Regions from separate parts of the Homo sapiens genome. Here regions 1, 2, 3, 5 and 6 are each linked to region 4. The links are chromatin loops, found by intact Hi-C in ENCODE. Cell type or tissue: IMR-90. All regions are shown on one strand.

Evidence for each region. Hi-C counts contacts between places; a loop is a spot of excess contacts. Peaks named below come from ENCODE experiments on the same cell type or tissue, not always from the same donor. Only the 100,000 strongest peaks of a DNase experiment are listed, where the experiment ranks them.
Region 1: a loop joins it to region 4, with 3 times the contacts of the local background. A loop is called at or near these places in 19 of 110 quality-filtered maps.
Region 2: a loop joins it to region 4, with 16 times the contacts of the local background. A loop is called at or near these places in 81 of 110 quality-filtered maps.
Region 3: a loop joins it to region 4, with 14 times the contacts of the local background. A loop is called at or near these places in 2 of 110 quality-filtered maps.
Region 5: a loop joins it to region 4, with 2.3 times the contacts of the local background. A loop is called at or near these places in 8 of 110 quality-filtered maps.
Region 6: a loop joins it to region 4, with 4 times the contacts of the local background. A loop is called at or near these places in 5 of 110 quality-filtered maps.

What each region holds. Positions count from the first base shown.
Region 1 is chr10:14,394,264-14,399,263 of GRCh38, forward strand. No RefSeq gene overlaps it. Among named protein-coding and RNA genes, the nearest start is that of MIR4293, 13 kb to the left of the region's middle. In IMR-90, a CTCF peak has its summit at 2,488; a DNase peak (open chromatin) is centred at 2,988; H3K27ac peaks cover 1,545 bases.
Region 2 is chr10:14,194,221-14,199,220 of GRCh38, forward strand. The region is part of intron 2 of FRMD4A (FERM domain containing 4A); the gene reads right to left. Among named protein-coding and RNA genes, the nearest start is that of FRMD4A-AS3, 120 kb to the left of the region's middle. In IMR-90, a CTCF peak has its summit at 2,884 (motif pointing right); a DNase peak (open chromatin) is centred at 2,901; H3K27me3 peaks cover 1,216 bases.
Region 3 is chr10:14,092,024-14,097,023 of GRCh38, forward strand. All of the region lies in intron 2 of FRMD4A (FERM domain containing 4A), which reads right to left. Among named protein-coding and RNA genes, the nearest start is that of FRMD4A-AS3, 20 kb to the left of the region's middle. RefSeq lists an enhancer at 1,918-2,608. In IMR-90, CTCF peaks have their summits at 1,880 (motif pointing left) and 2,356; a DNase peak (open chromatin) is centred at 1,868.
Region 4 is chr10:14,476,574-14,481,573 of GRCh38, forward strand. No RefSeq gene overlaps it. Among named protein-coding and RNA genes, the nearest start is that of MIR1265, 42 kb to the left of the region's middle. In IMR-90, a CTCF peak has its summit at 2,290; DNase peaks (open chromatin) are centred at 468, 938 and 2,258; H3K27ac peaks cover 559 bases.
Region 5 is chr10:14,299,695-14,304,694 of GRCh38, forward strand. The region is part of intron 2 of FRMD4A (FERM domain containing 4A); the gene reads right to left. Among named protein-coding and RNA genes, the nearest start is that of FRMD4A, 29 kb to the right of the region's middle. In IMR-90, a CTCF peak has its summit at 2,547; no DNase peak of the experiment used is centred here; H3K27me3 peaks cover 3,901 bases.
Region 6 is chr10:13,610,774-13,615,773 of GRCh38, forward strand. PRPF18 (pre-mRNA processing factor 18) reads left to right here. Exons shown (of 10, transcript NM_003675.4): 6 at 842-910; 7 at 2,968-3,108; 8 at 3,242-3,313. Among named protein-coding and RNA genes, the nearest start is that of PRPF18, 26 kb to the left of the region's middle. In IMR-90, a CTCF peak has its summit at 2,917 (motif pointing right); DNase peaks (open chromatin) are centred at 2,938 and 4,328; H3K27ac peaks cover 508 bases.

The DNA.
Region 1 (5,000 bases), 82 kb before region 4:
CAAAGTGTTGGGTTCTGGAAGTATAGCATGCTCATGTAAGCTTAAGAACAAAGTTTGACAGACCTCATTTTAGACTATGTGAGCTTTCTGGTTGTGATGGTTAATTTTTTGTGTCAACTTGACTGGGCCAAGGGATGCCCAGATAGCTGGTAAAATTATTATTATTATTTCTGCATGTATGTTTTCAGAAGAGGTTAGCATTTGAATTGGCAGGCTGAGTAAAGATCACCTCACCAATGTGACAAGCGTCATCCAATCTATTGAGGCCAGAAGAGAATTTTAAAAATGGAGGAAGGACAAATTTGCTTTTTTTTTTTTTTTTAAGAGATGAGGTCTTGCTTTGTTGCCCAGGCAGGCTGGTCTGGAACCACCGGCCTCAAGTGATCCTCCTGCCTCGGATTCCCAAAGTGCTGGGATTATAAGTGTGAGCCACTGTGCCCAGCCATCTCTCAAGCTGAATGAGACATGCATCTTCTCCTGCCCACAGACATTAGAGCTCCTGGTTCTTTGGCCTTTGGACTCTGAAATACAACATGAGTGGCCTCCAGTTTCTTAGGTCTTTGGACTCAGACTGACAGTTGCACCATTGGCTGCCCTGGTTCTCAAGTCTTCAGACTCGGACTGAATCACCCCATCAGCTCCTCCGGGTCTTCAGTTTGAAGACGGCATATCATGGGACTTTGTGGCCTCCATCATTATGTGAAGGAACTCCCATAATCAATCTATCTATCTATCTATCTCTCTATCTATCTATCTATCTATCTATCTATCTATCTATCTATCTCCTTCTCCCCTGCCCCTTTTCCCCACACCCAAAGGTGTCTTCCTTTGGCTGAAGGTTGTTGTACAATTGTATTCTATTGACCACCAAATATGAGCACTGCTTAATTTAACTTTTCTCAATTTTTTGAGATTAGGAAGTGCTTAGTCCTGCACTTTGAGTTTCTGTTTTTGTTTTTTCTGAGATGAAGTCTCACTCTGTTGTCCAGGCTGAAGGGCAGTGTTGAGATCTCAGCTCATTGCAACCTCTGCCTCCCAGGTTCAAGCCATTCTCGTGCCTCAGCCTCCTGAGTAGCTGGGATTACAGGCACGTGGCACCACTCCCGGATCAGTTTTGTATTTTTAGTAGAAATGAAGTTTCACCATGTTGGCCAGGCTGGCCTCAAACTCCTGACCTCAAGTGATCCACCCACCTTTGCCTCCCGAAGTGTTAGGATTAGAGCGTGAGCTACTGCACCCAACCACTTTGAGTTCTTGAACTCATTTTACAAACAAAGTTTATTTTATTTCAAGATTTGACCCTATCAAAGCCATTATAACCTTATTTTTTCTAGTTTTTACTAAGACTACTATAATATGATTCTAAGTTTATCATTTTTTATTTTCACAGGGGTCAACCAATCTTAATTTGGGAAAATAAAGGAAACACAGTAATATTTATACTCCAAGGGCTATAGGACTATTTATGGCTCTTATTTTTAATATAGGTACAATATTGTCTTTTTAATGACTTAACCCTCTTAGCATGACTTTGTGGAAAGCTCTTGTATTTTCATATGGTGTTATGAGAGCTGAGACAAGGGACCGTGGACTATGAAATGCTTTGTTGGAATGGGAGGAGTAGGGAGAGGGCGAATGTATTAGGCTATGCGTTTAACATGCCCCTGGACCTTACTCAATGCACTGCTGTGCTATAAGGTACAGGCTGGGTTGTTCCCTGTCTCTCTATGAGAGCAGAATTCTAAACATGACTTTGTTCCTATCACTATTAGGTTGGTGCCATTACTTCTAGTGGCAAAAACTGCAATTACTTTTGCACCAACCTAATATCATCTACGATGTCTAGATTTTCCATCATTCTGTTCCTTAACAGTGCCATGCCTAGGAAAATGGGTACAGTGAGCCCCCCTTTCTTTACTCTCCCCATCTCTGACAGCCCCACAGCCCCTCTCCTGATTCATCCCACCAATTGTTCAGTGCCTTATTCTTTCACTTTTTTTTTTTTTTTTTTTTTTTTTTTTTTGAGACTGAGCCTTGCTTGCTCTGTCACGCAGGCTGGAGTGCAATGGCATGATCTCGGCTCACTGCAATCTCCGCTTCCTGGGTTCAAGCAATTCTCCCTCTCTCAGCCTCCCAAGTAGCTGCATTTACAGGTGCCTGCCATCATGCCTGGCTAATTTTTGTATTTTTAGTAGTGTTGGAGTTTCACTGTGTTGGCCAGGCTGGTCTCAAACTCCTGACCTCAGGTGATCCGCCCTCCTCGGCCTCCCAAAGCGCTGGAATTACAGGAATGTACGCAGCCCTTTCTTTCACTTTTTGAGCTCTCCAACAAAATCTAACCTCAGGAAGTGATCTGACAAACTCATGCACATTTAGGCATTTATGTCTGAAAAGAGACCAATTGGCGACCCCTTCCAGGAACACCTGCTTGCCAATAAAATAACACGTTTAAGCCAGAAGAATTATTTTCTGTTGGCAAAATTTCAGGACTCATTGACCTAGTGGCCATGAGGGGAATCACACTTTAGGAGGCCCCATATTCTACGGCCTTTCTGTTGAATGCCTGGTATCCATTTCCCCCACCACTCCAGGTCACAGTTTTATTAGTTGTTTCTGCTCTGAAATTCCCTCTCTGATCCAGAGCACACCAACTTCTGGTATCATAAGAAGAATAGGGTGTAAAAGTCAGCTCCAAACATTTCTGGGACTCTAATTACAGTACAGTCAGGCCCAGAACTGATGGTATCCATGGTCCATCTAATTCTGGAAAGGAGTTAAAGGCCTGGGTCTGGGGGAAATTGTGACTGTAAAAAGAAAAGCATCAGAAGCTCACAAAATGCGATTGTCATCTTAAAGGTTAGGGGCCAAATAAATTAAGACATCTCATGGGGAGTTGTAATCCCCGTCAATATGACAGTGATTAAAAAAATGGCTGCTACTAACCACATGCAGCGTGGTTTAAATCTGACTCATCTGCTAGGCATCCCATCCTAATCAAAAGCTATTCAGGGGCTGGAAGGCAACCATCAAGCTCCAGCAGCAACGTGCCAGGGCCCACAGCTGCACAGCTGAAAATGTCACGCCAGGGGCTGGCTGCCTCCCTTGCCCTGAACATTGCATCCCGCCTGCTGAGTGGGGGCTGGCGGAGCGGCCCAGCCAGCTGTGTCTGATGTCGCAGTTGTCCATGGGTTTCACCTTCCTTTTTCCTTGACCCATGGAGTTTGGGGAAAAAAAAAAAAAAAAAAAAAGCTGCAAAGTCAAACAATGAAGAGACCAGAGAATTGAAGTCCATTTCCTTCCCAAACCAAATAATGTCCTCTCCTGCAGGGATTCTAGCAAACCTTCTGGTTCATTTTTCTCAAGGTGTGCAATTGAACCTTCTTTTCTCTATCTAAGGCATTAAGTCAAGGTTGCTCTGTTTATTAGTACTCGGAAGCAGGTACTATAAAGAAGAGAAAATCAGTGGTGAAACAAAGGGAGTATATTTAATTTTTAAAATTTTAAAACAAACCATCTTTGAGGGCAATTGCATTCCTTAAGAACATGGGAATTCAAAGTGGCCCCTAGCCTCTGCATGTCTAGAATTTCATAATTAGGAAAGGGGGGTTCTGAAGAAAGCATCAATGATGTATTGAGCACCTAGCATGCCCAAGAGACCAGCGCAGGTCTTACGTCTATAAACAGAGACTTGAGGTGCCCTGAGATTTACTCAAAATCACAGAGTTAATCACTTGTATCACTAGGTTTACAACCTAGGTTCTCTTACTCTCTTTTCAGGATTTTCTACCATATCACGTTGGCTTTTCCAAGAATTTTTAGATCTGGCAAAAAGGAAAAGAAATACAAAAAAATAAAAACTAATGCATAGTATTACATAAAATATGCCTCGTGGTCTCAGAAAGACATACTTCGGGTGTTCGTACTTATTTGTGGAAACTTCAAATTAAAACAGTTGAACTCATGGAGATAGAGAGAATGATGGTTACCAGAGGCTGGGAAGGTTAGTGAGGTGGTGGGATAGTAGGTGGAGCATGGTTAATAGGTACAAATAAATAGTTAGAAATAATGAGTAATATCTAGTATTTGATAGAACAATAGGGTAACTATAGTCAATATGAATTTAATTGTACTTTTTTTTTTTTTGAGACAGAGTCTCACTCTGTTGTCACGCTGGAGTGCAGTGGTGCAATCTCAGCTCACTGCAACCTGTGCCTCCTGGTTCAAGCAATTCTCATACCTCAGCCTCCCGAGTAGCTGGGACTACAAGTCCCCGCCACCATGCCCAGCTAATTTTTTTTGTATTTTTAGTAGAGACAGGGTTTCACCATGTTGGCCGGGATGGTCTTGACCTCCTGACCTCATGATCCACCCGCCTCAGCCTCCCAAAGTGCTGGGATTAGAGGCACCAGCCACCACGTCCGGCCAATTTTTCATTTTTAAATAGCTAAAAGAGTATAATTGGATTGTTTATAATACAAAGGATAAATGCCTGAGGCTATGGATCTCCATTCACCCTGATATGATTATTATGCATTGCATGACTGTATCCAAATATCTCAGGTATCCCAGAAATATATACACTGTGTACCCACAAAATTAATAGTAAAAATATTGAAAAATAAAATATGCTCCATGAACAGTATGGTTAATAAAAACCAAAGAAAGTCACTAGAAAACAAAAAGTTGGTGAGAGGCTAAAATGGTGGGAGAAGAATTCAAAGAGGATATAGGACATAACTTGTAGCTTGAGAATATATGGACTAAGTAGAGTGGACAAGAAGAAGTAGATAATTCCAGTATATAAGAATATGATTACAGTGGTTTTGAGGGGGAAAGAAATGGTTTGGGTCATTCTGGTTGTAAAAGGCAACTTGCAGGAGAATAACGTGAGAAATCAAACAGAAGTCAGATAATAGAGGCTAGAAATGTAGATTTCACCGTGTAGAAAATGGGAAGTCACAAAGTGTTTTGTATGGGAGAAATGCATAGAAACTTTCAGG
Region 2 (5,000 bases), 280 kb before region 4:
TTCCTTGACTCATCCATCTCTGCGTTCCTTCATTCACTCGTCAGCCCTACTACTTCTCACAGCACTATGCTGGCATTGTGGGGAAAGGGTATTAAAAAACACGGAGGAGGCCGGGTGCAGTGGTTCAGGCCTGTAATCCCAGCACTTTGAGAGGCCGAGGCGGGCGGATCACGAAGTCAGGAGATCGAGACCATCCTGGCTAACACGGTGAAACCCCGTCTCTACTAAAAAATACAAAAAATTAGCCGGGCGTGGTGGCAGGCACCTATAGTCCCAGCTACTCGGGAGGCTGAGGCAGGAGAATGGCGGGAACCCGGGAGGCGGAGCTTGCAGTGAGCCGAGATCGCACCACTGCACTCTCGCCTGGGCGACACAGCGAGACTCTGTCTCAACAACAACAACAACAACAAAAAACCAAGGAGCATTCCTACTTCCTGCTTCAGGAAATGTTCATTTCTGAGATGTCAAGAGGATAAACTTTCTGGAATCTCTTATTTTATGGTTCTCTCTCTTTTATCTCCTTAAAGCACGTAAAATCTTCTTTTGGTTCTAAGAAATATTATTCTATTTATAGTATTATTAATCTATATTATTATCATATTATATCACATTCATTTATGTAAAATCATTATTAATCTGTTAATAACATTATATTATTCTCTTCCAAATGCCCTTTGAAAAATAGCTTAGCTGATTTTTCAGATACTGTTAGCTTGAAATCATGAACTATATCCAGGTCTTAAGAGAAGTGCCCCTATTTCATTTCAGATTGGTCAAAGTATTAAATCATCATCTCTGTTTCCTTACATTTTTCTTTCATTCCTTAAAAGTGAAATAGCAATTCTTATTCTCAGGGTAGGCTCACACAGAACAATAAGAATTGGTAGTAGTAGTAGATGCTATTTCTTTCTCCCAAACATCAAAAATAATCCACCAGATTCCCTTGGCATTCCCTTTTATGTAGGCTAGATGTCCTAATTCTTATTTTTGCTTGAGTGGAAACAGGCTCAGCATGTTTAAGGATATTACCTGTTATAATCCAGTAAGTTAGAAATGGGGCAAGAACCAGAAACCGAAGCTCCAGAATCTGTTTTAGGAATTCGGTGGAATTTAAAAAGAATAAAACCATACCTAGGAGGGAATCACATCTGCCTGAGATAGTATATCTTTCTGACAAAAGTAAATTGTCTCCCCTGTGTTTTCTTTCATTAAAAAAAAAAAAAATCAGTTGCCATCAGAAAATAGCAGAGGGAACTCGGGCTGCAGTTAGAGACTGAAAACTACCTGTACAAATTATTTCCCTAAGGTTCCCATACTTATTCCATTCTCTCCTCGGATAACAAATAAACTTGCTCAGTTTTGAACATCAAGTCTGACTCTTCGTGCAGTGAGCTCTCCAGGCGTCCCCCGTTGCAGGGGGAATCAAGCTGGGGCTAATCAGTTTCTTACATGATTCCCAGCAGGAAGGTGGTAATATTCATGACTTCAGAGACCAAAATGAAACCAGCTCCTTTTCTGAGGGCAGAGCCCAGGATAAAATTAATAGTAGCAACTCCTTGGATCCAGTGTACTGTGGCATCCTGCGTGCAAACAGCTCAGGAAAGGTTATAGAGAAGGTGCCTGTTGTATGTCCTGTCACAGTTCTTCACTTACATTGAACACATACAAACTACGAATCTAAGCCTGGTAGTTCCTTACGACTTCACGACACTCTGAAAAGTTTTGTTCAGTATGTTTACAGAGCAGCTATTATGTCTCTGCATGAGATTTTGAGAAAGATCAGTGGAGGCAGGACATGAACAAAGGCTTTTCCAGATAAGGCAAGTCAATTAAAATGGACAGAGACTGCAAAAACAAATTCTGATTCCCATGCTAAAACCCTTCCAGCTTGACCATAAACACACAGGTGTGCACATAAACATATATACTCACATGCACACACATACACACACACACACACACACACACATCCTTGCACCAGCAGTCATGGAAATATGGCAGGAATCCCATTACTAGAAGGCTGAGAGCTGAGGCTGGGTAAGACCAGCTATTCTGCTCAACTCAACCTTGAGCTACTCAAACTTGACCCACCCTCCAAGGACTGATCCCAGAGTCTCTGCCAGGCTGACCTTCACCCATGGACCTAGTAGCCCAAGCTGCAAGAGTTCCAGACAGGCTGTAAAACATTAAAATGTTCCTGTTATCCAACAGCTTTAGGGCACCTGAAGGGCATAAGTTATTCAAATCAAAGGCTAATGTTCAATTTAAATGAAAACCTGAAGGCTTTGATTTTACACAAGAAAAACAAATACTTTTTATATTTTTATAATTTCTAAGCAAAAATAATGCCCAAACCAAAACAATACTTTCTACATAATTCCTAGATATGGATAAACACTGACATCTATGTGGTTGTCTAAAAATCTATTACAACAGAGTCTAAAGTGTACTTTACATTGTTTGGTGTTGGATTAGAAATGCCATTCTTAATGTAAATTGCTAGCCCATAGAAATCATTCAATAAATGTTAACTATTATTGGGATTACCAGTGTTAACTGTGATTGCTTGAATCCAAATATAAAGCGCTAGACAATTCATTCCCATCTTTATGTCCAGTCGTAGTTCTCTAAATGGTTTGGGCTAAACTTCTTACCCTGGGGAGGAATGACAGAGAAGGGAGGTCAAGGCCAGGCAGGGGAAGGCAGGCAACCCTGTCTAGGGTCCATGCAATGTCAATAGTCTGAGGCCAGTCTCCATGAATTGGAAACCAACGAATTGGGTGAATCCTAGAATTGCTATCACTGTTCTCAAAACCCCTGCCAGCCTGAAGACCCAGAAACATCCCGATGGATATTTAAGCCAGCTCAGAAAGCTGCCACCAGGGGGCGCGACAATAAGGCTGGGACAAGCAGCTCAACCCAGAAACTCCCTGGTCTGGTACCTCAGTTGTTCAATTCATTAACCTCACAATAAGGGAACCCCACATTTTATACAATTTTATACAGGCAAATCGGGACCCCATTTATTGTGTTATGACGAGGGGAACCACGTGATAACTTTTAAGGGCAAAAGGAGACAATATGAATAATAATATTGGCGTATAACACATAAAACAAAATTGTTCAGGACAAGCAGGATATACGATCACTCTAGTTTTTTTATTTTTTATATTTTACTTTTTGAGATGGAGTCTAGCTCGTGGTGCAATCTCAGCTCACTGCAGCCTCCTCCCGTGTTCAAGCAATTCTCCTGCCTCAGCCTCCCGAGTAGCTGGGATTACAGGCGTCCGCCATCAGGCCCAGCTAATTTTTGTATTTTTAGCAGAGATGGGGTTTCATCACATTGACCAGGCTGGACTTGAACTCCTGACTCCAAGTGATCCGCCCACCTCTGCCTCCCAAAGTGCTGGGATTACAGGCGTGAGCCACCGTGCCTGGCCAGGATCACTCTAGTTATGACAAATCCACTGTACTATTAAATTATTATTTCATTCAATTGTCTTGCATGTTCTACATGCAAGCATACATGTAAACTTTGGCACTCAAATTGCCAACTTCGCACTAATGCCTAGACGTTTGTCCATAATTATTAAATCCTAGAAAGTGAGCACATCATCTATGCAACCCTTGAAAAACAAATCCCACAGTAATTTCCACGAGACAGAATATTCTACTTATTCATCACTGACCATCACTGACCATGTGTCATACCAGCACTAACTGCTTGCCTGGAGTTTCCGCTCTGGCTCTTTGGTGAGCTGGGAGTCCGCAGGACAGACCTGGCCAATGTGGTGCTTTCCAGTGCTCATCCTCCATCCAGCAAAGCACATCCTAGTAGGAAACATGCCTGCAGTTTCCTGGCCTGCCCAGACCTTCAAACTACTCTCCCAGAGCGTATTAGCTGAGATGGTGGCACGAATCAAAGGAATCAATACCAGTGGGGAGTAGCTGCTCGGGCTCATAGATCATTTACTTGGGATTGTCAGATATAACTAAGGAACAGATCTCCTCAAGGACTGCGTTCCTTGTGTCAGCACAGAGTCTTGGAGCGAGAGTGATGGGGATGTTCCCGCCCACATGACCTCATTGGGACATCGGGCTGGAGAGACCTGGGATGTTGAGGCAACTGCCATGCAATTGCTACTAGGCAGCGGCACATGGTTCTTGGCCAGGCGGAATAGAAACAAGGTTTACTGAAGGGGCCTAGGCAATTTCATGGAGGAGGAAGCAAAGGCAGAGGAAGTGTCCAGGGGGCCAGGAGGCTGCATCCCAGGGAAAGTGAGGGCTTTGAGGAGCAAGCCAATTTCACAGGAGACTTGACTGATTCCCTGGATCCTTGAGTTTTGCAGTTTGTTTCCTCTCATTTCCTCCTTGCTCTCTTTTCTGACTTTGCCCTCATTGTCCTCTTATCACAGATATGTTTTGTTGAACAAATCAGTATTTCAGTATTACTTTGGGATCTCATTGACATCACATGTACTGATTACCTTGAATTTGTCTCTTCCTCCATCCACGGTGCGTTATCTTATAGCTTTCCTACAAAACTCCAGCTCTCCATCTAGAGAGAACTGGCCGAGTTAAATTCCAACTCCGCATTTTATGAGCTGCGAGACCGCTCTAAGTCTCAGTTTTCTCATCTATAAAATATGAAGATAACAATAGCATCTGCCTTACAGAGCTATTGTGAGGTTTAAATGAGACACTACATTCAAAGTACTCAGTAGAGGGCTTGTCATTCATCTTTAAATGCTTAGTACATGATAATTATTATTATTTATGGTTACATTTAAGCTCCTTGTTTCTATCTTACCTTTCCGTGTTTTCTCTTAAAATTAATTATCCTTTCTTATCCAGTCCATTTCTTCCTTTCTTATCCAAAAAGCAAAGTAATTTAATTTTACTGGTTTTATAGTGTTACTGGTTGGTTTTAAAATTTTTATGTTGTTTCCATTTTTAAAAGTTTTAATCTCATTTGCTTTCTGGCTATCATTTTAATGCTT
Region 3 (5,000 bases), 380 kb before region 4:
TCCCCTGAACCCCACCTCACAGCTCTGGATGACATGATTGAAGCTAAGGCAAGGTCATTTTCTACCCCGACTCAAATCTCTCTTACAGCAAGTTAACCAGGTGGGGCTTGAGTGGTCCCAAGCTTCACACTCCGAGTCAGGCAGGTTTCTTAGGTCTGCTCCCATACTGAACCGGCTACTAGGGGCACCTGACCACGTAGAACCCAACAGACAGTGACCGGGTAAATACTCAGCACTCGGGTTCTATTCTCCTATTGAATAAAGGCAGCATCAACCTGCCTATGGACAGTGATTGAAAGCATTTCACTCCAAATTGAGCTGCACACTCTGGTGTCTTCAGGCACAGCCAGGCATAGCCAGGACAGTTGGTTGCAACAGGACTGGGCCGACTGGGAGCCCAGTGAGGCAGGGCTGGGAATGGACTCTGTTGCTGGCCTTGGGAGAACACACAAGGGCAAAATGAGAAACTGGAGGTAGCTGTAATCCCTCTGATGTCAGGGACTGTGTCTTACTTCCACTGTGTCTTCAGTGCCCAGCTCGGAGTCTAGCACATAGTAACCTTCCATCAGTGTTCATTGAGTATAGACATCAGAGAAAGCTGGAGTTTGCAGGGGTGATCCTCATCGAAGGGATACATCGTGGTGACCCACTTAGTGGAGGACACTATTGGGGCCCTGGAGATGGTGATACTCAGCAATTCACAGGCATGTGGCTGGCACTCGAGGAGGGAGTCTGTCATCAAATAGGTGGGTCTCGGGACCAGGCTGGGATATAAAGGTGGGACTTTAGGCCTTGGAGACTCTGGCCACAGCAAGATAGGACTAGATGAGGTCAACTGCTCTCCAGAATGGGACTCAGGCCTAGGGGACAGCAGAGACCTAGGTATAGAGAAACAGCCAGGAATGCGGAGCAGTCCAGTCATGAGGACTGAAGTGTAAAGTCAATATGATTGGCCCAGTGATGCTGCTGTGCCCAAGAGCATTCAGCTGGAACTAGAGCTCCCTGCATCACTTCTGCTAAGGATCCAAGGCCAAGGCCAGGGTAGGGGGCACGGACGGGGATCACATGAGAGAGGGGAGGTACAGAGGCCGTGGAATGACTGTGCCTGCCTTCCTGATCCCAGCAAGGTGGGTATTTGCAGGCTGCCTGCACGGCTCAGCAGTTTCTGGAAACTGACTTTTCAGTTTATTTATGATTGTTTTCTTCCCCTCTGAACAAAGTGCATTTAGGTTAAAAACCAGGCAGCACATAAATAAACTAATTGGAAGTGTGTGCACTAAGATTTTAGTGTCTTTTAATAAATTCGAAATTTTAGAGTCTTCCCAAAGCAGAAGTAATATAGGATCCTAGGCTTTACCTGCTAGGAAAACATTGAGTTTAAAAGGAAGAAAAAGGGTTCTTCCTGGTTGAGAAAGGGAGATGGTGGTTATATGGAGAAATTAATCAAAGAATAATGACACTTAAATCCTTGACATAATCATGAGGTTCACTTGCCATCTAAAGAAAACACACACTCACAATGCTCACACCCACTCATACATAATAAAGGCTTTGACGGGATGAGTGGGACCTGCTTGTATGCACTATTTTCTGCAAAGAAAATATGTTTATGGACAATAAACAAATGTCTTTGATTTCAACCATATTATGAATAAAATTATCAGCAGAGTGCTAAGAGCAGATGGCATTTCATCATTTAATAGAGACTAGATATCCTGCTTAAAGCTGCAGTTTGTCTCTTATTAGTTACAAATGTCACAGCCCATGACTCTTAGAAGGAAGTTTACGACCCACAATTAGATATCCTAGAATGTTTAATTCTGCTTGCCTTTGAATTTCTTTTCAAAAGCAGCCCTCTTTCCCTCACTGTTCACTGCCACCTAGTGAATTTATCTGGGAAAGAAACCATAGCTGGGAAGAAGATGCTTTTTTAAAAGACAACAGCTTTCACCAGTGACTTGCCTTGTCAAATGATAATGGAGCAGGAGGATGGAGGCTTTTGCCGAAAAGGCCGTGGCAAGGACAATGAAATTCGACCCATCAGAGCAGAACACATTAACAAAGCCCCTGCCCGGGGGAAGCTTCTGGAAGGAGCAGCTCAGGTGAGCAACTTCTGACAGCTCTGGGCTTCTGATCTGACAGTCTGGTTCAAAAGAACCAAGGACTGTTCCCTTTGATTCCCCTTCGGTTGAACCCAAATGCCAGACGACATGGCGCGTTGCCCATCCTGGGCAGATGTTAAGGGCTTGGTATAGAGAAAGGGTGCGTGGAATGATGAGGCCTGTGCAGGAGCCCCAGTCAACATGGAAGGCATCAAAACCGTGTTAACGAGACCCCCTGGGGGACGATCACAGAACTGAAGCAAGTGGTAATTAGAATGGAAATGTAATGATGTGCCGCTATCCTGCTATCCTGCTTCCCAACCCTGGTGTGGGCCAGTCTCCTCTCACTGTGAATGCAAAGGCTGTAGTCTCCTTTCAAACGCAGAGCAGCTTCTACCCAGGGTCACCCATGCTGTTCCTCCAACACCCAAACAGAAAACTGCAAGAGAGAGGTGGGCATGGTACTGATTCAGTGAGCCCTGCATGGCTCCATGTGGCCCTGCTGGAAAAATCCTGTCTGCTTCAGAAACCACCTTGCCTCTCTCTATTGGGCATGCAGTTGGCAAGAGTGATCTTTGGTGACTCTGTTCTGTCCAGGTTCTTTGCAAGAGCTGGAGAAGTAGATTGCTCAGGTTAGAGGTGTAATTAATACCTCTGCAGCCCCCCAGAAAGATGCACTGAAGATTTGCAGTGGCTACTGCCATTGGCCCATGTGTGTGTATGCATGCCAAGTGTGCATGTGTGGACATATGTGCATGTATGTATATCTATGCCTGTGTATGAATGTGTATGCTTGTGTGTGCCCATGTGTATGTATGTGGGTGTGTGTCAACCAAGAGTGTGGGGGGGAACCAAGAGATCCATACATCCATATGCATGGATGTATATCTGTGTGTGTGTACACATGTGCATGTGTGTGTATGAACATGAAGGAACTGAAGATTTTGAGTCTCTTATTGATGTGAATTGACTCTGAAGGGTGAGTTTTAACGCTGTGATAGTTAAGGGGAAACCAAGACAAAGAAACCAATGATTTTAATAACTAAATGAGGCCGAAATAAAACTCTAAGATTTATTTTTTTCACTCAGGAGACCACTGGCCATTCAGCTCATGACACTTCTCCCCACCAGCTCTTCAGAGTAAATGTTTCTCTCCCCAGGAACGAGTTCAAGTTTTAAAAGATTCTGCATGGGACTGCCTGGGTGCTTCCTGCTAGCCATCACTTTCATGCTCAGAATAGATGTGCCCCATTGCAAAAATGGCACTGTCACTTGGCACTGGGCCACTCACTGATTTGATGCCATTTTTATTGTAATTTACAGTTGTCGATTGAATTGGAAGGCTTGAACTATCCGTGGGGACATAAGCTATTAATATAACAATGCATAAAGAGCCGAAGCACCTCGCCGGGATACTGCAGTTTGAATTATTTTACATACGCACTTCTAAACGCACTCTCAACCTTAGCACTTTGCAGCCTGTGGGCCAGTGTTGCTCACTGCATCCATTTCTCCAAAATCATCATTCCTCTCCAGCACGCTGGATCGAATCCACGTTCAATAGGAAGCAATGAAACAAAGACCACATGTGCTGGTTTTAGCCCATATATGATGTGGCATATAAATAAGCATAGCTAACATGCTTTCCAAAACACGACCCACTTCTCCAGAGTTTAATCATGCTGAGGCCTCTTCCAGAGGGTGGGAGTCCCTTTCCAGGGCAAGTCCACACCAATAGAAATGGCCAGAGCACTCACTGTCCACGAATCAATAAAACCAGAAGATGAACAGGAAGACATAAGGAGCGCAAGTGGAAAACTGGAATGCTACAGTAATGCTCTGAATTTGGATCATATGTGCCCAGTTGTGAGAGGCTGTAAAAATAACCCTCGCCATCCTGTTCTTGGGGAAAAAAAGGCACCAAGCCTTCTGCTGTGATCAGGTTGTTCCCCTCCAAAATTCATATGTTGAAATCTAATTCCCAACACGTGGGTATTAAGAAGTGAGACTTTCGGGGCTGATTAGATCATGAAAGTGGAATCTTCACGAATGGGATTAGTGTCCTTATAAAACAGGCTGGAGGGAACCTGTTTGTCCCTTCTGTCATGTGAGGGCACATAGAAGGGACAATCTGTGAGAAACGGGCCCTCACCAGACACCAGATCTGCTGTTGCCTTGATCTTGAACTTCCCAGCCTCCAAAACTGTGAGCGATCAATTTCTGTTGCTTATAAACTACCCAATCCAAGATATTTTGTTATAGCAGCCTGAACTGACTAAGCCACCTGCTGAATTGACTTCTTTCCCTGGCAACAGTTATGGAGAGAGACTTCTGATCTCAAAATCCCACTCGATGTAGGGAGCTCAGATGTGAGTTCCTAACAGAAATCTAGGCAACTTTGGGGCAAATAATTACTTCTTAACCCAACTCTGCAAATAAGTAAGTTTTTCAATATTAGATAATTCACCCCAAAGTTACAAAACATAAATCACCTAAAGAGGGAAAGGTTGAAGCAGCTAATTTTGCAGGGGACTCACTTTGCTTGGCCATGAAAATAAGTGGGCAGATCTGAACTCTGCTCTGCAGGAGTTGATGACTCAGGAGAGACACCTGAGCATGAGCTACAGAAGCAGTGAAATGGGAACATTACAACAATGCATTCTTTCCCACCTACATTATGTTTAGCTGCATTACATCTTATTCATTCACTAAAGAACAAAAAAAGCAGGCCGGGTGCGGTGGCTCATGCCTGTAATCCCAGCACTTTGGGAGGCCAAGGCAGGCAGATCACCTGAGGTCAGGAGTTCAAGACCAGCCTAGCCAACATGGTGAAACCCCATCCCCGCTAAAAATACAAAAATTAGACGGGGGTGGTGGTGGGCACCTGCAACCCCAGCT
Region 4 (5,000 bases):
TTGACTCGAACATCGAGAAAGACCTCTGAGTTGTGTCTCTTTGTAGAGAAAATAAAAGCAGTAAGGAGTCAGCTAAGGAATTTTCGGAGTCATTTCACTGCTGTGGGTGGGTCCAGGGTTGCCAGTAACATGTGAAATGCATTACTTTCCTTCCAATTTGTGGTTATGTCACAGCCAGCTAAAAAGACTTTGCCAAAACCTCAAGTAGATTTCCAGGGCGGCAAACTAACACGTCCATGATCTGATGAACGGCTTTGAAACTGAGGTGTCGGGAATTTCTGTGGCACCATTCCCAACACGAAGATGTGTCTGGGACAGCACCCCAAACCCCTTTTTCCTTTGGGCTCTCCACACTCCTAGCAAGGAGGAAATGTGGCCGTCATCATTCAGCCTCATGACTGTAAAACCCATTCAAAAGCTCTCAGTGAGGGTCCTAAAATGTGTGTGATGTCATCTCTTTCTCTGTGTAATCCACTTTGGAATGAGCTGAGGCACCTGTAAGGAATGTTGAATTGCACTGATAACTTGTACAGTTGTAAGCCACTTCCAAACTAGGTTCAAACTCGCTATGAGAAGACAGGGCCAGGTGCAGTGGCTCATGCTTATAATCCCAGCACTTTTGGAGGCTAAGGTGGGAGCATCACTTGAGCTAAGGAGTTCAAGACCAGCCTGGGAAACATAGTGAGGCCCCATCTCTACAAAAAATTTAAAAATCAGCTGGGTGTGGCATGGGGCATGTGCCAGCTACTTGGGAGGCTGAGATGGGAGGACTGCTTGGCCTGGGCGACAGAGTGAGATGCCTTCTCAGAAAAAAAGAAAAAGAAAAACAAAAAAAGAAGACAGCATTTGTTGACCAAGCATCTGGTCCTCACATTTTCTTTGCTACACACAGTTTATGCCGAGTGCAAAGCCACAGGATTTGGCAAAAATCCTAAAGGACGTAGCCATTGGATATGAGAAAAGAAACTTTGGTTGGGTTAGTCAGGGGATATCCTCGTCCTGAATTTGAGAAGGCTCTAACCCAAGGAGCTCCAGACAGGAAACTGGAAGACAAACAAAGGGAGAATGGAGACTTTGGGAACACCCCGTACCACTCTTAAACCTGGGCAGACAGGGCCCTACCCTCAGCCCTTAACTGTTCCTTCTCCCCCCATGACAGTCCTCATGGAGAGAGGCGTTCCCAAGGCCAAGGGAATACCCCAATCTCCAAGCTCATGCCTCTGCTTCTAGCCCCTGGAATGCTCTGATTAAATTGTCTGGTGAATCCCCCCAGGGCTGCCACTGCCCTCATCTCCATTCTGTGGTCTGCAGAGTGGCCCGAGCTATCTAAGTGCACCACGGATGAAGAGTAACCAGGGGCAGGTGTGTGCAGGGGAAGGGAGGGGATGGAGGCCCCTGTGATGCGGACGGTGGAGAGACAGGCCATGTTCTGAGCTCTGCCATGCCTCTTCTAGGAGTTCACGAACGATGAAGCCTTTAGCCACAAGGAGGCCATGGGAGAACCCGCCCCATTTCTCTCCCCTTCTTCCCTACTCCATCACCCGCAAGACAACAGACTGAAACTTTATGTTCTCATTTCATCCTTCTATTCTTTACTGTCTAACACAAGTGAAATGTTCTGTGTCTCATTTCAAAAGCAAACTTTACTCTTTTCCTGTGTCCCTGGACTGATTTCTTTTCTTGCCAGTTATTGACCCTTGGTGGAAAACATAGCACACCCCACCGAGTCTCTCGTCTCTTTTACTGGCTAGTTGCGTGTGAATAATGAAAGGTGCTTCATGGCTGGGAGGAGCCCTGTCCCTGGAGGGGTGAAGCCGGACCCGGATAAGTCACAGCTGAGCCACAGCAACTTGAGTAACCCTCGAGTTTGTATTCCCATATCCCTCATGACCCTCGGAGGGACAGGGGGACTCCATAACTTGCTCATATTCTGCAGATATTGCAGAGTAAAGCCAGTAACCCAACCCAGATTGCTTCCCAGATGGGAATAAGAGAAAAAGATTTGAATAAAATCACATGGCTAATTCAAGAACCAGATCGAAATAGAATAAAATTAAACTGGAACTAGGATTCAGGAGAAGAAAATAGTACTTTTTGTGTGTCTGTGCCAGAGCCTCAGCAGGGCAGGCTTGAGGTATGAGATTTAATTTGCAAAGCCACAAAGAATCCGCTAGTTCAAATTTCCTCCACTCCTCACTTTTTGTTCCAAGTCAGAAGCCACCAAAGCTGGCAGCCATCCCCAGGCAGGTCCACTGGATGCTATGGAGAGAGGGACCTCTAGTGTTGAGATACTTTTCTGTCATCCAGCAGCACGATCTGCTCTGGTCATTTTCTATTTATCTGTGATTTTTACAACACTGTTCCTCTGAGAAAAACCTCTATTTAAATGCCTAAAAGGAGAAGTTTTCTTTCACTTTTGAGAAAACTTTAAGAAATATAGGAATGGCAACATATAGGCTGTAACAAGATTAAGGAAAGTCTTAAGTAACCAAAAAATATGTGTTAAGCGTGTGGTAGCGTGTGCCTGTAGTCCCAGCTACTCAGGAGGCTGAGTCAGGACGATCACTTGAGGAGGAGATTTCGAGGCTGGAATGAGCTGTGATCACACCACTGCACTCCACTCTGCTCTGGGTGAAAGACAGGCCCCATCTCAAAAAAAAAAAAAAAAAGAAAGAAAGAAAAGAAAAAAAAAGAGGTGGGGAGCCTATTAAATCTTCAACCCTGGAATAGGTGCTGTATTAGTCTGTTTTCACACTGCTATAAAGATACTATCCAAGAGTGGATAATTTATAAAGGAAAGAGGTTTAATTGACTCTCAGTTCCACCTGGCTGAGGAGGCCTCAGGAATCCTACAGTCATGGCAGAAGGTGAAGGAGAAGCAAGCACCTTCTTTACATGGAGGCAGGAGAGAGAAGTGCAAGCAGAGAAACAACAGACACTTATAAAAAACCATCAGATCTTGGCCAGGTGTGGCGGCTCATGCCTGTAATCCCAGCACTTTCGGAGGTCGAGGTGGGCAGATCACTTGAGGTAAGGAGTTCAAGACCAGCCTGGCCAACATGATGAAAACCTGTCTCTACTAAAAATACAAACAAAAAAAAAATTAGCTGGGTGTGATGGCGCATACCTGTAGTCCCAGCTACTCAGGAGGCTGAGGCAGGAGAATCACTTCAACCCAGGGGCAGAGGTTGCAGTGACCCAAGATGGCACCACTGCACTCTAGCCTGGTGACAGAGCAAGTCTTCGTCTCAAAAAACAAAAACAAAAAACCATCAGATCTCATAAGAACTCACTATCATGAGGCCTGACCTCTGCAAGCTCTACTGTAACTGACCCATCCCATCTGACCAGAGTCCAGCTAAGGAGTCTGGGGTCTCTCCTGAAGGCAAATGAGAACCATGGAACTAGGGAGGACCAAGACAGGATGTCCTTAGGGTCCCCCATAGGGAGATCAAGAGGCATTTTTTCAGGACATTGGAGGACAAGACAGGGAGTAAGGTGATAAGATTTTCATTTTTTAAATACTAACAGGTGATTGTATGAAAGACGGATTGAAGGGGCACAGCAGTCTTCTTTGCATAATTGCAATCACACACCACTGAGAGACTCTTGAATTCGATTTGGGGAACCGTATCAACCAGAAAAGACCTGGAGTAAATATTGTTTTGGTTATCATTCCCAAAACAATATTACAATAAAACTTCCCATTACTCTCTAGAATTAATGATCATAGTAATAACCACCAAATCACAAATATTTATTGTGCATTTAGAATATTTAAGGCCTGGTTCTAAGAGACTTACATGGAAACGCTTACGAGAGAGACTCCCCGTTTAACAGATAAAGAAATCAAAGTTCCCAGAAGCTAGGTAATTAGCCAAGTTCATGTAGCTACCCAATAGGGGAACTCGGATTTCTCAGACCCTCAAGCCCACTTTTTTAACCCTGTATTATCTTCCATTTTCTTACTATTATTCAGGGCCCCTTGTTGATGATGAACACTCTTGCTAGAATGCAGGCCACTGTGTTGTCTGAGAGATTATACTACTGGGCATGGGACAGGAGGAAGACTCAGGTGATATCTTCGTTGCCAACGTGTTAAATGAAATCTGGAAAGTGTTCAGTGCTAACAGGACAGTGTTATCTGTCTCATAATATGCTGAGCATGAATCAGAAGAATATAAAAAGACAACTTCAAGGCCAAATGGAGGCAAAACTTACAAGATCCCTCCCACCCTCCCCGATTATCCTATCAGGGATCCTATCCGTGATCAGAGCATCTGGTTTGGGTGCCAGCAGGAGGTGCTAAACCAGGGGGGAATTATGAAAGGGTCAAAGAGAAAAGGGATTGTTTTCTTCAACAGAGCTTTTATGAAAAGTTCCCTTTGAGCTAGTCTTCCGCCATATCCATAATCTGCTCCAACATGGCAGCTGGTGTGAGGAGTTCTGTAAAACATCCTAGTCATTCTGGAAGCCAGGGAAGTCTCTGGCTTCTTGACAATAACTCAGGACTCTGAATTACTAATGGAAAAAGGAGGAATTCTGGGAGTAGCAAGCAGGACATTCATTAAGTCTGCCCATGGGTAGTAGCTTCGCTTTAGAATTGGAAGCCTCTCAAAGTCCTGAAATGCACTTCAAGAGCTGACAATGTCCAGAGCAATTGGGGCAATACCAAAGCACTTTGCGGCCATTCTCCAGAAGTCAAATGGCAAAGCGAGAACAGATTCTTCCCCTGCTCACTAGATAGAAGACCTTGTACTGAGGCCCGTGAGCAAAATTCTATTGTTGTGACACTCTATTACTTCCCAACAAAAATGAGTTCTCTTTTTTTTACTCCTCTCTGTCTTTTCTGTTACCTCCTTCCTTCCTTCCTCACAAGCTTTTTTTCTGGGGGTGGAGGTGTTGGGGGTGCCTTATGCCTCTTCCCTGGAGGAATTCCAGAACCAGTAGTACCAGCATGTTGATCACCCGCAAGGCTAGCAAGATGGCTAACCCTTGGC
Region 5 (5,000 bases), 180 kb before region 4:
CAATGAGCCGCCTCAGACAAGACACATCAACTACCAGAAAGGAGCCAGTAGCCTGAAGGGAATTCAGAGGAGAGCCACATGAATAATTAAGAGCCTAGAAGGATTGATCTGTCAGGGAAGATTAGAAGAATACAGTATGTGTAGTTTGGCTAAGCTGAGACCGAAGGAGCAGGCGTCTGGGAGTGGGGAGGGGCTAGAGCACAGAGTCCTTGCAGAATGGGTGGGCTGTCTGCTTGTTATAACATGAGGAAGCAGAGCTGGGAAGAAGACATGAGAAAGAGAAAGTGCAAAGTGAAGGCTGAAGAATGATTTCCCAAGGAACAAATTTCTCCCCAGAATCCAGAGAGGAACTCAGTCTAGTTCCTCTAGAACTAGAACTTTTATACCTTCGTGTAGGAGCCCTACACGAAGGTATAAAAGCCCAATAGCTCTGTTTTCCCTCTTTCCAAGTGGAATGTATTTCCTTAGCAAAATAATAAATTCAAGTTCCTTGCCATATCTCTCGAGTCCCCAGGTCTTCTCCAGGTCTCTGACCTCTGACGTTAAACTGCTTTATTCTGTAACAGTCAACTCTGAATTACCCAGGAGAGAGAAGGCTTGGAGGTATGATGGGCTGATCTGAGCACTGACTTTGCCATGCCCTGCACCAAGCTTAGAATAAAATTCTCATCCTGTATTCACTTGCCCAAGGTCACATAAGTGGTTTAGACAGTCTGCAATTTTTAAAAAATTCCAAGCCCCACTCTTACTTATTTGTTTCTTAAGGCAATTTAGCATCAGTTCTGTCATGAACTAGCAATTGATGTTATCTCTCTGGGTTTTCTCATCTGTAAAGTGAGGGAAATAAGCACTTGGCCAAAAACTGGGTCTGTAGTGGCAACCAAGGCAGGGTTGGTCCCTACTTTCATGGGATGTATAATCTGAATGAGGAAGATGAACATTAAAGTAATATTTAACAGGTCATTGATGTAAAATGGTGAAAGTAAATAATGCAATGTTTATGATGTTGTGAAACAAGAAGACAGCTCCATCTAAGGAGACAGAAGGGCTTCTCCTCCAAGGAAAGTGTAAGAAACTAAGGCCAGAATGTTAGGTCGGAGGGGAGGTGTTATGCACTGAAGAATTAACATTACCTAAAGAGAGATCTCACCTTTTCCCTTTGCTACTGGGAGGTGATTTCTAGGACCCCTGGAATATCATGTTTCATAAGGGTATCTCTGTTTGCCTGAGAGTTTTGGCCAACAAATGGTCTAGCAATGTGATTTACAATGGGAGCTTTGGGCCATGTTGTATTAGTTATCTAACCTCCAGGAGGGATGGAGAATAAAGGTCAGTCAGGTGAGAAGTCTCACATCCTGCTCAGTGTGACCAAGTCCCCTGTAAAAACTCTAGATAGTAAAGATCAAGCGAGATTCTCTGGTTGACATATTGTCACTCATAAACACCAGGAAAGTAACATTGGTCCTGACTCCATGGAGAGGGCAATGGGACTCTCATATTTTGTACTTTCCCAGGTATTCACTGTATGTGCTTCTTTTCTTGGCTGCCATTAATCTGTATCGTTCCCCTGGAATAAACTCTAACCATGGGCATAATAGACATTACTGAGTTCTGTGATTCCTTCTACAAACTAATGAACCTGAAGGTGGTTTTGAGAACCCCTCAAACTTGCAATTGTTGTCAGAAGTGGGATGGTCTCCTGGGGGACTGTCCCCTTAAACTCTCACAGGTGCTGATAGAGGAAACGTCTCCTAGACAGAAGGCAGGGTGTGAGACAGATGCCTCTATTTTACTTTTGACATTACACCTGTTTTCTCTTAATAGCAATAATTGTTTTCTGAATATACCCCAAACTCATTCTCTTTTATTCAATTGACTAAATATTGGCCATTACAAGAAACATTCTGCATCTAATGATTTCTGTTGGATTTTTTTTCATTTGCATTATCTTCTTTCTATAATCTCAAACTCTATTCATAAAACTATATTCCATATATAGTTCTTCTTTTTCTATAAGAAAACATGTTTTCCAATGTCATGGCAGGCTTCAGAAATGCTAAATTCACAAAGGACCAGAAAAGATTCATGGGCAGTAAAATTTGACACTGCAATTCAAGAAGGGGAAATTGAGCTTGTGATTTTTTTCAAAGGTAAATAGAAATTGCCTGAAGAGTAGGCTGTATAACCCTGGATGGTTGGGTGCAGGTTGGAGGAATTCAGTGAGCAGGAGAGTTGAGCGGTCCAGGGACACCAGATAGGAAGGGACTGAGAAAGCAAAGTCATTCCCAGGGAGTTTTTCAGACAAATCTGGGGAAAGAAAAGTCTGAAACCATCACCTCAAGGTCCAAATAGCTATGGAATAAATCCCATCGTAATGGAAAGGGTTTGATTTTTGTATAGTGCATTGGATGGTCATTCTTCTGAAGTCCCTTTGTGGATTTCTCATTTTCTCCAACCCTGTCCTTAAATGCCAGTTTCCCTCCAGGGTTCCTTTCTCTATCCAAATGCCTGAAGCCAACTCCAAGACATGACAAATCTTGACCACTAGAGGCTGATCTAGTTGGTTTGGGGAAAAAATACAAGTTGTAACTGTTAAGAACCAAACTTAAATATCAAGCAGAGCCAAGCTGGACTCAGCAAAACAGATACACAGTAAAACATGTCGCCTCCATATAATGTATTTATTCAGGTCTTCTCACTTTGTATTAAAGGAACTTTGTTCAAAAATAGCATCATGGTTAAAAGTGTGATCTCTGGAGTCAGACTCCAGCTTCCAACTTTGCCACGAACCAGCTATGCAACTTTGAGCAAGTTACTAAACTTCTCTTCACTTCAGCTTCCTTCAATACACAATGGAGATAACAGGTTTTTATGAGGATTAAATCAGCTAACACACACGGACTTCTTAGAATAATGCCTAGCACATAGTAATTTCACTAAAGATAGAGAATGGTAGGCTGAAGGCACCATTTTCTATACAGTCAGAGGCTGGAGTCATTCTAGTGTCCAAACATACAGCACAACAGTTTAAATCCTAATTCCAAAAGTTAATACTAAGATATCTCATTAGATGGGCAGGAACTGTATACTTGTGCATCCTGACTGCTGATGGTCAGGTGGTCACCAGCCAAGAACATTGTCCACAGGGACAGAACTTGGTTAGGACTAAGCCCTATATCAAGGCAGAGGTCCAGAAAAGGGGGACTCTCAAAAGCAACATTAGACAGCAGGACTCTTCAGAAAAAAATGACTTTGATCTTGGAGGAGCAGTGGGTAGGGAAACAAGACATTGAAAAGATGGATATCTCAGGCAGGAATCCTATTCTTCAAACAATGTCAATGCAAGATGCCAAAACTTGCCCTATAGCAGCAGATCCTGGCCTCAGCTGCATGGTAGAACTCCCTAGAGAGCTTTTGAAAAACGCCGATGCTCACATTCCATTTCAAGGCAACCCAATCAGAACTTGAGTATTGGCAATTTTTAGAAAGCCTCCTCGTACCCCTTAACCCCACAGTTCTAGGGTAACCAGGGTTGAGAACCACAGCTCTGGAGTCTACCCAACTGCTTCTCAAATTTTAACGTGCACAGAATCACCAGGGGTCCTTGCTGAAATGCAGACTCTGATTCAATGGGTCGGGGTGAGACCCAAGATTCTGCATTTCCCACAAGCTCCCTGGTGATGCCACTGCTGCTAGTCAGTGGGCTGTGGGCGCTAGGGCCTGGCAGCACAGGCAGTGTTTGGGGAGAAGCCCAAAGTGGGTGTGTAATAGTTATAATTTGGCTACCAAGTCCTTGGATTGGTGAGTGTGTCCAATCCTAAGCCCTACTAGAAAAGACGGATGGAAAATCCATCACGCCTTTCTCATGCCCTGGGGTAGGCAGAAGATTACATTTATGGGCAGTCAGTGAATTCAGCTGTGCAGGACTCGGGAAGCAGGAGACAGGGGCTGACACAGGCAGCAATTGTAGCCAGGATGAAGGAGTCTAAGACTTCAAAGTAAAAGGAGGTAGAGGAGTTAGGGGAGTCTGGTATATGGCAGCAGTAGCTTTTTCCCCCTCTTCATTCCCCCTTACTTCTCACCCTTGGCAATCATCATTCTGATTTCTGTCTCTATGGTTTATTATTATCATGGTTTATTATTCTCTATAATAATACATTCTAGTTCCTCTTATAAGTAGAACCATATGCTATTTGTCCTTTTGTGTCTGGCTTATTTCCCTAAGCATAATGTTGTTAAGGTTCATCCATGTTGTAGCATATGTAAGAGTTGTCTTTCTTTTTAAGGTTGAATAATATTCCATTTTACATATACAGCATACCTTTTTCATCCATTTATCCGCTGATAGACACTTGAGTTGCTTCTGCCTTTTGGCCACTATGAATAATGCTGCTGTGAACATGGGTATACAAATATCTCAACATCCTGCTTTCAATTCTGCTGGATATATACCCAGAAGTGGAATTGCTGGATCGTATGGTAATTCTATTTTTAAATTTTTGAGGAACTGCCATATCGTTTTCCAAACAGCAGCTGCACCATGCTACATTCTCACCAACAGTGCGCAAGAGCTCCAGCTTCCTTAGATCCTTGCCAATACCTGCTATTTTCTGTGGATTCGTGTTATCATTGCCATCCTGATGGGTGTGAAGTGACATCTCATTTTGGCTTTGATTTGCATTTCCCTAATGATGAGTGATGTTGAGAGCAGCCGTTTTGGTGGAAATGGAAACATCTCACTCTTGGCTTTATAGGCAGCGTCTCCTGATTTCTTGCTTCATCATACGCTTGTTCATGTTACCTGCCATGTTACCTGTCAGCATGAATGCTAGTCTTAGTCCCAATCTAGGTTAAAGAATGCTTGGATCGAGGAGGTGCCATTTCTCTCCTGTGGCCTGGGAGCACGCTGAGTCTGGCCAAGCTCATGGTGACTTCTCTGTTCATTGACTCTGTGGAAGGGTCTGTCTATGTCCCACCAGATCTCCTCCTCAATCATGCTA
Region 6 (5,000 bases), 870 kb before region 4:
ATTTAACTTGTCTAAGTACTGCCAAGTTACTCTCTGGAATGGCTGTCCTAGTCTACACCCAGCAGTGTGAGGGTCCCCTGTCTTTCCAGCCCTGCCAACGCTTGGCAATATCTTGCTGTCTGATTTTTGCTATAGTGCTGCTTTTGGAGTGTTAGTGTATAATCTTAATTAAAAAGCAATTTTGTATCATGTAAGTAGCATGTAAAATAAATATGGCTTAAAGTTCTTAATGCTTAAGGAAACATAAACTTATTTTTCTGTTTCCTTTAATTCCTGGCTCTTGTATGTGTAGCTGTCCCTCTGAATAAGATCATAGTTGAGGAAGACGTCATTTTAATCCCCTGCCTCCTCCAATACCTGTCTATGGTCCCTAAATTTTACTAAAATAATTGGTATGGGCAACCAGTTGTGGGCTTTTTTTTTTTTTTTTTTCCTATTGGTGTATTTATTTGTTTATTTTTAAAAAACAGCTTTATTGAGATATTGACATACCATACAGTTGACTGATTTAACATATACAAATCAGTGGTTTTTAGTATATTCACATGGTGGTGCAACCATTATCACAATCTAATTTTAGAACATTTTGGTTCCCCCAAAAAGAAATCTCACATTCATTACCCCCTCTTGACTTTTCATAAAAGGTAACATGCTCTCCAAATTTAAGTGGCAAATCCGTGTTTTTTGTTTTTGGTTTCTTATCTAGAAATTCCATCCGATTTTTAAGTAAAAATTGAACAGCATATGTGACCAAGAGCCATGTTTAGACTGGTGTTGGTAATATATATGTTTAGTTGTTGCTCTGTATTAATGAACAGAAGCATTGTTTCTTTTTCTTCAGGCGCTTGGAGAGTCCTTAGGGAAAGGCGATGATCATAAAGACATGGACATCATCACCAAATTCCTGAAGGTGCGTGTCTTAGGCGAGGGGATGAGGATGCCTTGGATCCTTATGAACTATTCTTATATTTTTGGATTACCAAGGGTTAAAGGCTGGAACGGGAAAGCCTCAATACACATTTCTCACACATACATGATGTTTATGATATCACTATGCACTTGATGTAGCAGTTAGTAAGAGAAAATGCATATTTACTTTTCTTGTGGCTTTTTTTTTTTTTTGGAAACAGAGTCTTGCTCTTGTCTCTCAAGCTGGGGTGCAGTGGTGTAATCTCAGCTCACTGCAACCTCCACCTCCCGGGTTCAAGTGATTCTCCTGCCTCAGCCTCCTGAGTAGCTGGGATTACAGGCACCCACCACCATGCTTGGCTAATTTTTGTATTTTTAGTAGAGATCGGGTTTCACCATGTTGGCCACGCTGATCTTGAACTCCTGACCTCAGGTGATCCACCCACCTCAGCCTCCCAAAGTGCTGGGATTACAGGCATGAGCCACTGCGACTGGTCTGCTTTTCTTGTGGCATATTTTTTAAAGCTGGCTCATTAATGTAAACACATAGAAAAGAATCACAACAGCAGAATTAATAAGAAGTTGGTAGAGTTGCTTATTTTTTTCTTGAGGCAGAGTCTTGCTCTGTCGCCCAGGCTGGAATGCAGTGGCACCATCTCGGCTTGCTGCAACCACTGCTTCCTGGATTCAAGCGATTATCCTGCCTCAGCCTCTCAAGTAGCATGCCACCACACCCGACTAGTTTTTGTATTTTTTATTTATTTATTTATTTATTTTTTTAGTAAAGAGACAGGTTTTCACCCTGTTGGCCAGGCTGGTCTTGAACTCCTGACCACAAGTGATCCACCTGCCTCGGCCTCCCAAAATCCTGGGATTATAGGCATGAGCCACAGTGTCCCGCTGAATTTCTAGACAACCCAAGGAAGAAGAGGGTTCTAGCTTTTTTTTTTTTTTTTTTTTTTTTTTAAGCAAAAGTGTCTTTCTCTGTTGCCTAGGCTGGAGTGCAGTGGTGTCATCCTAGCTCGCTGTAACCTTGAAATCCTGGGCTCATCAACCTCCCGAGTGGTAGGGCATGTACCACCATGCCCAGCTAATTTTTTAGTTTTTTTTGTAACCTTACAGAGAGTGCTCAATTCTTCAGTTCTACAAATAGCTGCCTATTTTTGCTGACTTGCTGATTCCAACCGTCTTCTCAACATTTCTCTCTTTAGTGGTCTAGATAGAGTATGAACAAATCCCAGATATTTTATTGTTTATTCACAAACTGTGTTCAGACCAAGAGATTTACATGCAAGGAATGCTTTTTCTTGTGTGTACAGTTTAGATACAACATATTATTCATCAAGATTCTGAATATATTGAGGATACAGCATGGAAGTAGATAGGGCATAAGAATTAGTATGAACTAGAATTTCCTCTTTGAGTGATGGCCTCTTCTTTTTTAGGATATGCATAGATGATGCCCCTAGAGGACAACATCCTCCTCAGCCTTCTCTGTTTCCTACTTCCAGGAAGGGTGCCCTTTATACAGTTAAACCCAAGGGGCACTGAGGTAGTTATCTAGGGGTGGGGGTGGAGTGGGAATGCTGGGTCTTGGCTTCTTTATTTCTGTTTCTCTTTCTCCTTCCTCTCCTTTAGTCAGGTGCTTTCATGGTTTTTAAACTTAATCATGGTCTCTACAGCATATGTAGAAAGTCCAGTTTTCTTGTAACTCGTAACTTGTTGAATTTTATGTATATAATACAAATACAAATACAAGTTTATTTCCTCTCAAATAGTTAACTATGAAACTTGATAGTTGTTTTCTGAGGGAAGCAAATTATCCTGAGCTAGGAATAGATGTAGACTAGGGAAGTTGGTGACTTGCCAAAGGTACTACTTCAAAGCATTATCATGACCAATAAGCAGAACTAGCTTATTCTATATTATTTGGTGGCATTTTAATCAAGACATTTACTTTAAGGATGATTGTATTCTGTTTTTGTGTGCTAGAGAGCATTTAGATGTACTGAACCACTGGGTGGCATTGTAGTCTAAGTTTACCCATCCTTTCAACAGTTTCTTCTTGGCGTTTGGGCTAAAGAATTGAATGCCAGAGAAGATTATGTGAAACGCAGTGTGCAGGGTAAACTGAACAGTGCGACCCAGAAACAGACCGAGTCCTACCTAAGACCACTTTTTAGAAAGCTACGGAAAAGGGTGAGGTTTCTTGGAAAATACTTTTTTTAACTGACTTTAAAAATACAGTATAAATTTAGAATAAATGCAGTCTGTTTTTTCCCTATACATCTATACATAGTAGCTTCCAAAATTTCTTATTTATTTTTTTCAGAATCTTCCTGCTGATATTAAAGAATCAATAACGGATATTATTAAATTCATGTTGCAGAGAGAATACGTGAAGGTACATTCCCATGCTGTTCTTTGAAATTGTTAAGAGTATATCTAGGTTATGTACGTAATATAATGTTCATTTGGGATAGGAGGATTTTACATAGTAGATTTAAGAATAAATGTGAGATGAGTTAGTAGTAAAAAGCGTTTTATTTTCTATTGTATTTGCCAGCTTTACTGTTAGGCAGTGAATAACAAACCTGACTAAGAAAATACAGACCTCATCTGTATGCTCTTGGTCATTTTTAAAATAGGCCTAAAGGTTCTTCAGAGCATGAACTTTATATAGGCAGTGTTCATTTTATGAATTTCAAAGTTTTGTAAATGGCTGATTATGTCTTGGAACAAATTTTCCCATAGAAACAACGTTGTATAGATGAGTTTCCCAGGATGGTCATAAAAGCCCCTTTAATCTGTAATATAGCTGAACTGTTGCACTGATGGTACAGTGGAATTTAACCACTCTTTGTAATTGTTTCTATGGGGAAATGGTTCAAGCAAGGCTTCCAGGACTCATCTCTCCCATTTCAGCGTTGCAGACCCCTGCAGTGGAAGTCTCTCCTCCCTTGCCCCAGTGTCTATACTCCTGAATGGGCTCTGGGAGGCAGCGGTGAGGGAAAGGGTGCTGGTGTCCAGGGCTCCCTGAGATAGAGTTTAGAAAGGGATGAGAGGAGGACTGTCAGTTGGTACAGGGGAACAAGAAGGGAAGGGCCCAATGCACCAGTAGTGGCAATGAAGAAAGAACAGAGTTTGAGGGAGGCTTCTTGTGGCCGTGCCTCCCAAGGCACTAGGAGTAGAGCATTTCAGTGCAGCAACCCCAGTGCCAGTGCCAGAGCGGTAGGGAACTCGGAATGACATTGCTTATCCAGTGCTGTATCTGTATACTGACGTAACAAGGGACTGCTGGCATTCCTGAGTGACTGGATGATTTACGTGATTAGAGCCTTAGGCTAAAGAGGTTCCTGCAGTGATTTTACTCCTTTTAAGAGCCAGCCAGTTTTCTCAAAGAAAATATTTTTTGTCTTACAGTTATAAATGTGCTTCTTAGTTTCTGTCAGTTGCATGATTCTTACTAAGGATGGTTGCATTGGCATGGATGGATAAGGTCACCATCACTGCAGGAAGAATGCACATCACTCCCTGCTAGAATGGATGCCTTTCCTCTTACTGCTTTTTCTCGTGATCACATATCAGAACTAAGTGCAAGTGCAAGCTTATTTTGTATAAACTACAGAAAGAACCAAGAAGCTTTAATAACCTGTTTAGACAGTTTCTTTGAAATTTGGGGGAAACTAAATATTGCAGTTTTTATCAGTTAAGATCCAATGTTAAAGTTTATACACATGAAAATTAGTGATAAAAATGTACATAGGCCCTTTTTAAATTAAGCTTTATAAAACCGGTGAGCAGAGCAAGTTCACATTTATCTTTAGGGTAGAAAATGATCTTCCAGCTACCCTATCTGTAGTATCTGATTTTAAAAAAATTGACTCTCCCTATCAATCTCATAGGTGTCTGATTTTTTTAAATTAAAATCTCCTTGAGGCCTGGCTTTATAAGCTTCTCTTAACCCTTGAGGTCCTTTAGAATTTATTTGCTTTATGTTTTTCTTGTTCTTCCTCACAGCTAGCCAGGCTTGGTTAGGAAAAAAAGCCTTTTGTCTTCATTGGTTTCTGTCTTCATTTTTTGTGGCTGTT